Linked DNA regions of Homo sapiens: all the other regions are linked to region 3. A link is a loop called in an ENCODE intact Hi-C map of the cell type or tissue named here. Cell type or tissue: dorsolateral prefrontal cortex. All regions are shown on one strand.

Region 1 (2,500 bases), 49 kb after region 3:
GGCCGGCGGGCTGTTACCTTGACGAGACGGAGCTGCGGGTGCCCTCCCATCCTCGGGCTCGCTCGGCTACCGTCCTGAATGCCCGGGTCCTACGGACATCCCAGAGGGACCGGCGGGCGGCTGCGGGCTCGGGCGGCACGGGGTGGGCGGCCGGGCTCCTCGGTCGCTGCCTGGTGAGGAGATGCCCGGCTCGGCGCTTCCCGGCCCCGCGGCCCGGCCCGGCCCGGCCCGGCTCTCGCTCGCCCCTTCCCGGGGAAGTCTGGCCGCCGTTTCCCGACGCAGCCCGGCCCGCGGCCGCCTCTTGCCGGCCTCGCCCCCGCCACCTCCCCCACGGTCCGCGCCGCTCCTCGCCTCGGCTCCCCGCCCCCTCGCCCAGCTCGTCCCCTCCCCTTCCTCCCCCTCCCTCTCCCCTCCGCTCCCCTTCGGTCCCTCCTCCGCGCCTCGCCCCTCGGCTCCCTCCCAGCTCCTCCTCGCCTCCTCCGTTCCCTCCCCTTCCCCCGGCCCGCTCTCTGTGTCCCGCCGCCAGGATCCCCTTTCCCTGCGCCCGGGGTTTGCGGCAGTCCTCGGGGCGCGCTGGCAGCAGTGGCGGCCGCCGCAGCCCGGGGAGAAGCCGGGAATGGGGGAAGGGGGCCGCGGTAAAGGATCAGCCTCCCGCCCGGCCGAGGTCGGGGCCTGGGAAGTCCCAGGGATCTGGGGTGACTTGGGCCAGGGTGCTCAGGTGAATTTATGAGGGCGAGGCTATTGGGGGCTAGGGAACAGGGCGGTCCCTACTGAGCGGAGCCGCCGCGGAACCCAGTGAGGCTGCGACCTGCGTTTGGGCAGTTCCCGCCCTGCGGCTGGCTAGGAGGAGCTCCTCGCCGCCCCCATTCCAGCCGCGCCGGGCGCTGGGCCCGACCCCCAGCACCTTTGGCACTGATGTGCCTGGTGCGCGCTGAGACGCGAACGCTCTGCAAGATGAGCCCTTATTCATTCGTTCCTTCTTTCCTTCATTTGTTCATCTTACAAACTGAGTGCCTGGCCACTTTGGTTCAGGCAAGAGGCTGGATCTGGGAACCCTTTGGACCTGGGAGCCCCAGGATGAAAGGGAGACGGCGGTGCCCTGCAGGACAAGCGGGCACTGAACGCTGCCCAGGGGAAAGCCGGGCGCGCATTGCGTTGCAGCGCGGCGAACGCTGCTAGGAGCCCGCGGGCAGGGCGTGGGGAGGACACAGCGCCCCCTCCCGGCCGGCCGAGCCCTCTGGGCAGCGGTGGGCCTCCCCGCCAGACCCCGGGGCCGTCTTCTGAATTGGCTTCGGAGCTCCCCATCCCAGGAAGCAACTCCCAGCCCTTCCAGATGAACAGAACTTTTGACTTCCTCTTCACTCTTCCTCTCTCCTACCAGAGCTGAAAAGGGAGAAACTGGGAGGTAGAGAAATCTTCACTCCACCCGCAGAGCCTAGGCCGCCTGGCCAATGCAGCCCCTATTGGGTACACCAGAGCACCTGGGGCGGCGGGCAGTCGGCTTTGAAATCAAACTGAACCCACCTGCCCTGCACCCTGTGCCCTGCCGTGCCCACCCTACTCCTCCCTCCTGCCCTCTTCTCAGCACACTGGGCAAGAGCCAGCGTGTTCATGGGTCCACTGGCCTTCATTTGGAGCTGGAGTTATTTTAGAAGATCGTAAGATCCAACACACACAGTTTACTGGTGAGAAAATGGAGGCACACAGAGGGTAAGCCTAGTCCTCCTTCACCTCATTCCCAGCTCACAGTGCCTGGAGGGCTGGGCCCTAAAGGGGCCTGGGACACTGAAGTGGGGAGGGGCATTGCCCAGGAAGCCAGCTGCTCACATGGCTTATCCACACACCTGGCACTTTCCAGGTGAAGCACACAGTCCCGAGTCTTGCAAAACCCCCATTAGGTTAGTGCTCCGGAGCTGGCTGTGCCGAGTTGGGCCCTGACTTGCCCCAGCCAACCCCAGAAGGGATGGACATGCTAAGCAGATGGACAACTAACTGTTACCAACAACAGTTAAGTGCGGGGCAGTCTGATGTGCAGGTTCTGGAGTCAGATGGCCTGAGTTTGAATCTTGGCTTTTCCACTTACAAGCTGTATAAACTTGGAGAGTTATTTAACAATGCCTCAATTTTCTCATCTATAAAATCGGGGTAGAAACGCTACTTCTGAGGGTGGTTGGGGAGTTTGAAGGAGTTGGTATTTGTAAAGAGCTTGGAACGGAGCCTGGCACATAGTGAGAGCTTAATGAGGGTTAGCTGTAGTCACCAATACTATGATCATCATCATCATCACGATGGAGTGGACTGGATGCTCAAGTGTGAGGGGTGGCTTGGTCCCACCCTCTAGGCAGTTCTTTGTGGGGAGCAGAATTCTTGATCAGAAATTCACCAGCAGCAGTAGGCTGTGGAATCAGAGGAGAGGAAGCCGGTTGGTCCTCTGGTAGCTTTGCCCAGGCCCAGCCAAGGCCTTGCTCCCTCCCTGGTCCCACCTTGGAGCACACTCTCT
Region 2 (2,500 bases), 400 kb after region 3:
GAAATCTGAGCTGCAGAGATAAGGCAGAACTCCCAAGGCCTACCAGCCGCCAAGCAGCAGAGTGGGGCATCATACCTGCCTGACCCCACGCAAAGACCATCACCACTGCCAGCCACTGCCTGGCTGTGCTGCAGGTGGAGAGGGACCTAAAAGGTAGGGAGGGAGAGAAGATTCCTCCAGCCACGATTTTCTTTTTTTCTTTTTTGGTTGTTGTTTTTTGAGACGGAGTCTTGCTCTGTCGCCCAGGCTGAAGTGCAGTGGCACGATCATGGCTCACGGCAGTCTCCGCCTCCCAGGTTCACACCATTCTCCTGCCTCAGCCTCCGGAGTAGCTGGGACTACAGGCTCCCGCCACCACGCCCGGCTAATGTTTTATATTTTTAGTAGAGACGGGGTTTCACCGTGTTAGCCGGGGTTTCACCGTGTTAGCCAGGGTTTCTCAATCTCCTGACCTCATGATCCGCCCGCCTCGGCCTCCCAAAGTGCTGGGATTATAGGCGTGAGCCACCGTGCCCGGCACCAGCCACTATTTTCTAAGCATGTCGGGCACCAAAGACCAGTGCTGAGTTCTGCTGTGTGCCCACCCTGGAGGGTCCCAAGGTGCCACCAAGGCTCAGACACACAGATTCTCAGAGGAAGTGTGGACTCACAGGTGGGCAATGCCTAGCAGAGGCAAAGATATAGAGGTAAGGGAGTTCCTTACTTACTATATCTTACAAAGATATAGAGGTAAGGGAGTTCCTTACTTACTATATCTTACAAAGATATAGAGGTAAGGGAGTTCCTCTGAATCTGGGTGGCCAGATTCAGCTTCCCACCCAACCCTGGGTCCCCAGGAGGTGGTGTCAAGAGAGGCCATGGCCTGGGATGCGGGCCCTTCTTCCTCCCAGAACACTGGCCTGAATCAGCCAGCTCTTGGCACACACAGCCAGGTCCACAGGCACAACTGTTCCTTGGGGCCCCTGAGGGCAGGGGGTGTGCTGGGGCTGTGGCTTGTAATGTCTGGAGTGAGTGCAGGCTCAGATCAGGGCGAGGCTGCTTGTCCAGAGAGGCAGAAAATTCTCCAACAGAAGACCCCCAAGGCGGAGGGCCCTGGGGCTGGACTCCTGGAGGTTGTTCTGAGCTTACCCTGTGGACGGATTGGAGGGTGGCCCTCCTTCCCCACAAGGATCAAGAGGGGGTGGGGGATGGTGGGAGGGCAATCTGGCCAGGCGAACCTGCGGGGGAGGCTCCCGCCCTCCCCAGTCCCACCATCTCAGCCCCGCAGCCTCTTTCTCCCTGGAGACAGCCAGGTGCGGCCCAGGATCCCGGGAAAGGCAGGGGAGGGGGTGGCGTCTTCGCTCCTCAGGCGCTGGCCCGGCCCAGAGGGGACAGGAAGCCAGGACACCGGGGATTGTCTCTCGCAACCGCAGCCCAGCCCCAGTCCGGGAGGAAGTTCTGCCCGGCGCTCTCCGCCGGTGCCTCCCTGGTTATATTGTTGAACAGGAAACCCGGCAGCGCGGGAGCCGCACAGTCGAGGAGGGAGCGCGGGACGCCGAGCCCACGCGCGCCTGCCGGGGCAAGTGGAGGCGAAGCCGGCGAGCGGACGCCCCGAGGTGCCCGGGCAGGCAGGGTCGGGAGTGGGGCGCCGAGCGGGGGTTGGGGGTGGGAAGTGGGGTGGGGGTGGGGAAAGGGCAGGGTTGGGAAGGGAAGGGTGCGGCAGGTGGCGGGTCCGCACCCGGGAGCTCCGCGCGCCTGCTCCCCTTGTCTCCGCGCTGGGGCGGGAGCTGCGCGGGCCGCATCCCACGGGGAGGAGAAGGTAGGCGAAGGGCTGCCCTCCATCTGGGGGCTGGAGGGAAGCAGGCCCAGGCCCCCAGCGCCGACCCAGGCGTTGACGCCCCTGTAGCTTGAGTCGCCTGGGCAGTGGACGCAGGGGACCTCCTGGCGACTGGTGCGCTGTCGCGCTCCAGGGATCCTCCCGGCTTCCCCAATCCCTCCCCTTCTCTGCGTTTCCCCAGGGTCGGGGAAGGAACCGAGGTCCGGTCCCCTTCTTATCCAGCCCGAGACATCGAGCTCCGGTGGGCGTCCCTGCGCTGGGAATCCCGCTCGGAGTTTTTCCAGGCCCGGCCGGGCTGCTCCGGGAAAGGCCCTGGTGAGGGAAGAGGTGGGCCCGGAGCGGGCGGATTTGCAATCCGGTTGGAAGGGCTCGCAGTGGGTGATTCAGGGTGCAAATGACCTCCCCGGGAACAGGAACGCCCGCACGAGACAACCAGCCCCAGCCCGGCATTCCCAGAGCCGCGCACAGGAGGGACGCAGGCACTCCCGGACAGCAAATCCCGGGGGGTGGGGGGTGGGGGGGCGGGGAATAGAGGGGGAAGGCGGAGCGGGGGCGGTCCCATCCTCCTTGGGCTCCGCTCGCGACCTGCCAGTGCCCCTTCAGACGCAGCAGTCCCGGCTCCAGGTGCCGGCCTTCTGCTCTGGGCCTCGTCCCAATGCCCCCCAAGGTCCCCAGCAGAGGCAT
Region 3 (2,500 bases):
AGTTGAAGTAGATGAAGACGACCCGGGAGACCTCATCCTCCCCGGGATTGACGAAGAACAGCATGTAGGTGATGCCCAGGAGGGGCAGCAGCACCAGAGTGGCTTTCACAGCCTTCCTGGGGTGGGGCGGGTGGGGAGGCTCGGAGTCACAGCCCACCCCAGGACGGGCTGCCCGCTGGCTCGGCAAAGAGGGCCAGGTCGGGGGAGGGAGTGGCAGGTCTCTGGCACGTGAGAGGCATGGGGAGCAGGGGTTTCATCAGGGGGAGGCCTGAGGAAGGTGGTACCCGGTTACCTGTACTGAATGGTCTCAGACGTGGTGGATGCCCGGAGCTTGGTCATGAGGATGCGGACGATGTTGAAAAGGAAGATGAAATTGATCTGCAATTTGAGCACACCAGCGGGCCGGAGTGTGCAAGAGGCTTGGGACCCAGGCTTCTCAGCTCTGGCCTCAGTGCCCCTGCTGTTCTCCCTCCTCCTCATGAGCACCTGCACATCTCTGACCCATGCCCCCTCTTTGGGTGGCCCCCACCTCTAGGTAGAGGAGTCCTTTCTGTCCACGGTTGGCACTGATTGCCCCTCCCCACTGGGCCCTGTCTCCTGCCCCTACCCAGGTTCTTACCAGCAGGACCAGGATCATGGGGCCCTGGTAGATGTAGTCGGTGTACACCCCAGGCCTTTTGCCAAACCAGCACCTAGAAGGCCACAGAGGAAAGGGGAGGAAGGGTCATCTGCGTCCACCTCGATGGCATGGGGAGGGACAGTGCTTGGCCAGGACAGGACTGGGGCTGGAGGCCAAGAGGTAGATGTCCCAATTCCAACCCTGGCAGAAGGTCAAGTCACTTGATCCCACTGCCATGCCTCAATTGTCCCATCTGCAGAACGGACAGCATCCTCTGTGATGAGATGCAAAGTTGGAAGCAAGCACCGGGGCAGGAGGTAGACAGTGGGAAAGACTGAGTGGCTGGGAACGGGCATGGGCCCAACACGAGGCTGCATCCTCGGCTCCTCCTCACAGTCCCCTGGCAGTGGCTGAGGCCCAGCATGCCCTCTGGGGGGCTGCTGGTGGGAGTGGCACCACACCTGTCACCCAGTGGGCACCCAGCAGTTCGCAATCTCAGCCTGAATCTGTCCAGTCACAGCCTGAACAACCTTGAGAGGAATACTTGCACAGGTTCTACCTGCTGCAGGAGGTAATTGCTTTGCATTTTCCCGAGTGTCCCTCCAGCAAGCTCCAGGGAGGCCTGGGGAGTGGGTGGGGACCAGACAAACTGGAAGCCCTTATGTCCTCGTGGGTATGAAGACCCCCAGTGGCTAGATCTCATAAGCCAGAAATTGAGATTTGTAAATGAAACCTTTGGATTTTTTAAAGGTTGGCTACAAAATCGAGTTTTCAGAAAACACCATGCTGGCCACACACAGCTTCTGAGGGCCGGGTCCAGTCCTCGGGCCTCTGGTCTGCAAGTTCGTTTCTGGTTTCTCACACCCAGATCCTCTCTGTTGCAGTGTTGAATTCTCACCACCAGGTGGAGCTTCAGAGCCGCTCAGACTCACTTTCTCCTTTAGCCCAAACAGTTTTTGTTTTGCTTTGTTTTTTGAGACTCATGGAGTCTCACTCTGTTGCCCAGGCTGGAGTGCAGTGGCACGATCTTGGCTCACTGCAACCTCTGCCTCCTGGGTTCAAGAGATTCTCCTGCCTCAGCCTTCCCGAGTAGCTGGACTACAGGTGCGCACCACCACACCCAGCTAATTTTTGTTTTTTTGTTTTTTTTTTAGTAGATACGGGGTTTCACCATGTTAGCCAGGCTGGTCTCAAACTCCTGACCTCAAGTGATCCGCCTGCCTCGGCTTCCCAAGGCCTCAGCCAGCCTGAGTCAGGAGGGAGTCAGGAGGGAGTCAACCACATAAACACGCAAGATAATCTTCCAGGCTCCTCTTTCAGCCCAATGAAGCCGTGCAGGCCCCCTCCCCTCCATGGGGGAGGAGAGGGCTTGTCACTGTGGTGGAGGCCACTTGGACGCCAGGTCCGTCAGTCAGATAGGTTCCCGGGAACACTTGTTTGGCAAAGAAGGTCCTGGGGCTCCCCTGCCATCCATGTCCACCTTTTCTGCCCCGCTCTCTCTCAGTGGTTCTCAATCTGAGCTGCACATTAGAATCACCTGGGCAGTTTTCAAGACTTCTGGGTGCCAGGCCACACCCCAGACCAATTGCGCCTGATTCTCTGAGGGTGAAGCCTGGGCATTGGTACTTTTCCAAGCATTCCAGGTGATTCTAATGTGAGCCAAAGTTGAGCTCCACTGCAGCAGAAATCAAGTTTCCAGGCACGATTGGAAACATCTGAGTCCATTTCATAAGGAACCAAAGAACTTCAGAGCTGGAAGAAGCCTCTGAGATCATCTAGGTCCACTTCTATTAAATTCATGGACTCTTTTATTAAGATGTCTTAATATTAATAGAACACATTTATATAGCATTTACTCTATGTGCCAGGAGCTATTGTAAA

The links. Hi-C counts contacts between places; a loop is a spot of excess contacts. Peaks named below come from ENCODE experiments on the same cell type or tissue, not always from the same donor. Only the 100,000 strongest peaks of a DNase experiment are listed, where the experiment ranks them.
Region 1: a loop joins it to region 3, with 6 times the contacts of the local background. A loop is called at or near these places in 8 of 110 quality-filtered maps.
Region 2: a loop joins it to region 3, with 2.4 times the contacts of the local background. A loop is called at or near these places in 5 of 110 quality-filtered maps.

What each region holds. Positions count from the first base shown.
Region 1 is chr17:45,782,095-45,784,594 of GRCh38, reverse strand. All of the region lies in intron 3 of LINC02210-CRHR1 (LINC02210-CRHR1 readthrough), which reads right to left. It overlaps CRHR1 (corticotropin releasing hormone receptor 1), which reads right to left and starts at 275. Exons shown (of 13, transcript NM_004382.5): 1 at 18-275. The coding sequence starts at 50. In dorsolateral prefrontal cortex, a CTCF peak has its summit at 1,213 (motif pointing left); DNase peaks (open chromatin) are centred at 439 and 1,164; H3K4me3 peaks cover 1,258 bases; H3K27ac peaks cover 1,667 bases.
Region 2 is chr17:45,431,847-45,434,346 of GRCh38, reverse strand. ARHGAP27 (Rho GTPase activating protein 27) reads left to right here and starts at 1,477. Exons shown (of 20, transcript NM_001282290.2): 1 at 1,477-1,595; 2 at 1,998-2,131. It also overlaps a transcript of PLEKHM1 not described here. In dorsolateral prefrontal cortex, no CTCF peak of the experiment used is centred here; a DNase peak (open chromatin) is centred at 1,434; H3K4me3 peaks cover 1,324 bases; H3K27ac peaks cover 1,402 bases; H3K27me3 peaks cover 1,962 bases.
Region 3 is chr17:45,831,330-45,833,829 of GRCh38, reverse strand. LINC02210-CRHR1 (LINC02210-CRHR1 readthrough) reads right to left here. Exons shown (of 15, transcript NM_001256299.3): 11 at 620-692; 12 at 293-378; 13 at 1-116. CRHR1 (corticotropin releasing hormone receptor 1) reads right to left here. Exons shown (of 13, transcript NM_004382.5): 9 at 620-692; 10 at 293-378; 11 at 1-116. Among named protein-coding and RNA genes, the nearest start is that of SPPL2C, 12 kb to the left of the region's middle. In dorsolateral prefrontal cortex, CTCF peaks have their summits at 1,312 and 1,523 (motif pointing right); a DNase peak (open chromatin) is centred at 1,489.